Linked DNA regions of Homo sapiens: region 1 is linked to region 2. A link is an interaction called in ENCODE POLR2A ChIA-PET data of the cell type or tissue named here. Cell type or tissue: K562. All regions are shown on one strand. Region 1 overlaps RAB11FIP4 (RAB11 family interacting protein 4). Region 2 overlaps MIR365BHG (MIR365B and MIR4725 host gene).

Region 1 (2,500 bases), 74 kb after region 2:
AAGAATTCCAGGCATGCCAGCTCAAAGAGAAGCTGCAGGTCAGGGGAGGCTTTTCCTCTTAGCTTTCAGTCCCCCATCACCTACCTGAAGCCACAAAGATCTCCTGTCTACAAATAGCTAGTGGAGCCACAACTCAGAGAAAGAGAACAAAGTTGACATACTAGGGCGCCTACCATGTGGCCAGTCTGCTCTGTGCTTTACAGAGGTGGTAAACTCCCTGCAAGTAATTATCATTTTCCTCCTTATAGATGGGGAAATGTGGCCAGGTGCGGTGGCTCATGCCTGTAATCCCAGCACTTTGGGAGGCCGAGACGGGCGGATCACGAGGTCAGGAGATTGAGACCATCCTGGTCAACATGGTGAAACCCCATCTCTACTAAAAAATACAAAAATTAGCTGGACACGGTGGCACGTGCCTGTAATCCCAGCTACTCGGGAGGCGGAGGCAGGAGAATCGCTTGAACCAGGGAGTAGGAGGTTGCAGTGAGCTGAGACTGTGCCACTGTACTCCAGCCTGGCGACAGAGTGAAACTCTATCTAAAAAAAAAGAAGAAAGAAAGGAAGAAGGAAAAGAAAAAGTGGGGGAATGGTGTCCAGAGAGTCTCATCCACTTTCCCCTGAAGTATCCTGCAGTTTTTCTCTTTACTCCCCTTTGGAGTCACACAAAAAGTTGGGGCCATGCAAACCCAAATCAGGAGTTCCCTAATTTAAATCGTCCCATCTAAATTCTCAGAAAAGATTTCCCAAATGCCTACCGGAAGCTCCAGTTCCCATGCAGCCACTGCATCTCTGGTTCCCCCAAGAAAAGCATGGACCAGAGGTCCCAGCAACTCAACTCAAAAGCGAAGTAACGTGCTGCAGTTGAATGGGGTGCGTATAAAGGGCTCTCCTGGTTCTTGGAACGGGCAGCTATTTTTTGCTACAAATTATAGCTTTTCAAGATGTGGCTTTTTGAAGAGAGGGCTTAATTACTCACACAACCAAGAGTCTGTGGGGCTTGCTTTGGGGGCTCCATACTTTACCATCATGATAAGAGGAGCGATGATAAAAACACTTCACTCAAAGTGAAGGTTTGGGAGGGAAAACAGTGGCTCAGGCCAGCTCTTTCTTCTCGTAGAGTCCACCGGGTAGGTCAGGCTACATTTTCAGGGGAGCACCCTCCAAAGAGGTGACATGGAACTTTCCAGAGAGAGGCCACTATCCAACTCAAGGAGAGCATGCCTGGATGGAGCTGACCCACGGTCCAAAGCCAGGGTGGGTTCCCACCCAGCTCCTCCTCTGCCACAGAACCCTCAGGCCTTGAACAGCCAGCAGAGCACCGATGTTTACCCACAGCCAATGGCCAAGGCTCCACGTGACCCGCCCTTCTGGAGCAGGCAGGTCAGGGTCAGCAGGGTGACTCTCCTCCTCCCAACCCTGCAGGGCCTCCTGCCAGAGCCCTTGGTTTTTATAACCCTCTCCTCCTCCCTGCCCCATCTTCTGGTACCTCCCATCAGCACATAGCCCCCATGGTCTTCCCAGCAAGCTCAGTTCAGGTGTCTCTCTTTGTCCTGTGGCCTTTGCTAGACCCAGCTACCCAAGCTTCGTGTTCCAGAAGCTGCTGTCTTGCATGGGGGGTTGGGGGGTGTCACTCAAGCATAGCTGGCCAGAGCTCAGCTTAGGGCCTCCGGCCAGGGCAGGCTTTCTCGCAGTGGGGACAGGTGAGAGGGCATTAGGGGCTCATGGGGTGGAGACTCTCCCTCCCAGGGAGTCCATTGGGAACCCCCTCTAAGAGCTTGTGAGCTCCCCACTGCCCACAGAACCAGGCCCAGCTCCTGAGAGCAGCTCGCAAAGCCCCTTCCAGCAGGTCTCAGCCTCAGGACATGCTCTGCCTCTCCCCTTCCCTAGTACCCCAGGCTCCTGGGCACCTTTACCCACCCCAATGCCTCAGCACATGCTGCTTCTTATGCACAGGGGGCATAAGCACCACCTCATCAAAGAGGGGGCTTCGAATCTCTGACACTACACACAAAACTGAGGAGGTTGGGCTACTGGCTTTCATTGGAATCTCAAGAGGGAGGGGGCAGAGAGAAGATCTCCAAGGAAAACAAGGTTTAAAACCATCACCTGCTCTTAAAGCCTCCCTCTAGCCAGCAGCGCACACTCAGCCCCTGCTTGGGGGCCACTGTCACCCAGACATCCCCATGTGGCTGTCTCCTGGTGCCTCCCCAACTCAGCCCCGACTTCCATGAACAGCCCACACCTAACCCTCTGTACTGCTCCAGCCAGACCCTGTGCAGCCTTGTCATGTGCACCCCTGTAGGTGCCGACTGGGTGCCCACCCCACCACTCTTCCTCCTCTCTCTCCGTCCTGCCTCACCCCACTGCAGCCCAGCCATCCTGAAGGACGGGGCCCCTGACACATCCTGCTCACACAGGCCCCTGTGCCTTTGCCACTGCCCCCTGCCCAGAACTCCTCCGTCTGTCTCAGGAGCAGTGCCACTGGCTGGCACTCCCCGAG
Region 2 (2,500 bases):
TGCAGGAACCTGGCCTGTCAGGACACAGGTTGCCACCGCTGTGGTGAAAACACATCCCCACAAAAGACAGCCAGCTGCTGGCACCACTACCTGCTAACTTGCTGTATGACCTGACCCTGTGTAAATTACTCGGCTTCCCAGCCTCAGCTCTCTTATCTGTAATAGGAATAATAAGCCCACCTGGAAGGGCAATGTAAGGATCGAAAGAAAGCAAAGTGTGTAGCAGGCTCCTAACAAAAGTGGATCCCCTCAGACCCCAAGGGCAGGGGCTGGGCCATAGCGAATTCTTCCCCTCTGGGAAGGGGGCTGGGTCAGGGTGCCAGCCCGTGCCTCGCTGCACCCTGGGCACTGACACTGCATCTTCTCCCCAACACTCCACGCTCCTTCCAGTTCAGACTGTGAGGAAGTGTGCCTGCTATCCCGATTGCCAGCTCCAGCCTCAGCCCTCTCAAACTGACATTCTGGCACCTGTCATCCACCCGGAGCTTTCTGTCCTAACCAAGATCACAGACATATTCTCCACCAACAAAGCAGAACTGAAGCAGTCCCCCCACACTAGGTTCTGCATCATCTGAACCACTGAACAGCACACCTGCATCACTGTGCTGAGCTGCTCCCGCTGCCTGGCACACCTTACCCCACGTGGTGCCGTGCAATAAGCAGGCAAGACCTAGCTCACCACTCACTAGCCTCGGGCCAGCAACTTAACCCCGAGTGCTTTTGTCTGTTCCTGTGTGAGTCTGGGGTTACTACCTATTTCAGGGGTTGTCTGGAGGACTGAATGGGTTCATTCATGGAAAAGGCTTAGAACTGTGCCTGGCACAAAGCGTTCAATCAAGATTAGCTATTATTACCATTCCTGCTTTGTTCTTCAAGACTCAGCTCACCTCTTCTGGGTGACCTTCCTTGACCCCAGACTCTCCCTGGGTTACAGCCCCTTCCTTCTCCCCATTCCATCATCCCAAAGCTCATCACACTGTGCTTTACCTATTGGTCCACCCAACCAGAGCACAATCCTGGGGCCACCTGCCTCACAATCACACAAACTTATTAACAATGCTGATTGCACCCCCCTTCCCAGGTCTATCAAGGGGCCCTGGAATCTGCATTGTTAATAGGCTCCTGCTGTGATTCTCCCAAGTTTGAACCACTGCTCTGGCACCTGTCATCTACCTGAGCTTTCTGCCCTAACCCAGATCCCAGCCATATTCTCCACTAGCAAAGCAAAACCCAAGTCCCCACACCCATTGCTACAGGCAGGTGCTTGGCCCAGAAACAAAAGCGCCTGGTCCAAAATCAAGGAGGCAGGGTCAGGAGAGCTGCCCCTGAGAGTGGCTGGAGGAGCTCCTCACACCGTGCTGGGTATGTGACAGTGACCCACCTGGGCTTGGCTTTGACAGCAGAGCTAACCTATCACCAAACACACCAGCCACCCAGTCCAGTTCCATGCGCCTTCCCTGAGTGCTCACTCTGCATGGCCCTGGGCTGGGCACACGCTGACGACTGAGGTGCATCATGTGCCAGGTGGCAATGGGACCGGTCAGGGTGATGTCCCACCAAGACCAAAGGGATGAAGTCACGACCCAGCTCTTGCATATTGTAACTGTGGTTGATGCAGACCCACCACCCTTTATTCAAAATTCTCAACTCAAACAAAACTCTGGATAATGAAAGTTGTTTTTGTCACTGAGTGGGAAAATCTGACCCAAACTGACTAGAAACTATTATTTCGAGTCTATATTTATCCTGGGGAGTGTGAATATTCATACTCACCTGAGTGAGTGCCCCCTTCTGTGGGCTGATGGGCCACCAGGGCTTACCAGCGAGCTGTAGAGTAAGGAGGCTCCACTCTGAACAGAGTCCCTAAAGTGCCAGCAACCCACAAAACCATGAGAGAAGAAAAAGAAAGGCCAACTAAATATCAGCCCTTGTTTGGAATTGGCTTTAAGGAAAAAAAAAAACAAAACCATCCACCAGCCCTATCCTGGCTAGGAAAGAAGGTGACCAGGCAGAGGGCAAAAGTCTCAAATGTCTTGGGAGAGAAACCGCCTACAGAGAGAAGGTGCTGAGCACATACAGGGACCCGCTGCCTCTCTGGGATGCTGGGGCCTGCTGCAGGGGCTGGCTGAGAGGATCTGGCCCTGCAGCCTGGAAAGGCCAGGCCTTCTTTGAGTCAGAGGCCAAACATCCTTGGTGCAGCTTGACGGGGTTGGAGGTTGGGGAGGACAGGGGTGATTCCAGCACACAGACTAGAAGAGTGGGCTCTGAGGGTCCCGCCCTCCTTCTGTCCACCCCAGCCAGTCTTCCCCAGGCCAGACCACTACAGAGGTGCAAGTCAGAGGGCTCAACTGGATTTAAACTTCTGATGCAGTGAAAAGAGGTCTTGGCCTCGCAGGCTGGCCCCGCCCTTGCTGGACATTCCGAGGCTGGGAATGAACAAGCCAGGAGACCTGAAACTCATCCATCAGAGCCGCTGGGTTTACGATAATCAACCTCTCTC

Evidence for each region. Peaks named below come from ENCODE experiments on the same cell type or tissue, not always from the same donor. Only the 100,000 strongest peaks of a DNase experiment are listed, where the experiment ranks them.
Region 1: POLR2A ChIA-PET joins it to region 2 with 5 read pairs; 2 of 35 experiments call an interaction of 5 or more read pairs at or near these places.

The regions. Positions count from the first base shown.
Region 1 is chr17:31,497,415-31,499,914 of GRCh38, reverse strand. The region is part of intron 3 of RAB11FIP4 (RAB11 family interacting protein 4); the gene reads right to left. Among named protein-coding and RNA genes, the nearest start is that of MIR4724, 36 kb to the left of the region's middle. RefSeq lists enhancers at 1-40, 41-1,002. In K562, no CTCF peak of the experiment used is centred here; a DNase peak (open chromatin) is centred at 1,384.
Region 2 is chr17:31,571,448-31,573,947 of GRCh38, reverse strand. It overlaps MIR365BHG (MIR365B and MIR4725 host gene), which reads right to left. Exons shown (of 3, transcript NR_186556.1): 2 at 1,774-1,863. Among named protein-coding and RNA genes, the nearest start is that of MIR365BHG, 1.6 kb to the right of the region's middle. RefSeq lists an enhancer at 1-582. In K562, no CTCF peak of the experiment used is centred here; no DNase peak of the experiment used is centred here; H3K27me3 peaks cover 2,083 bases.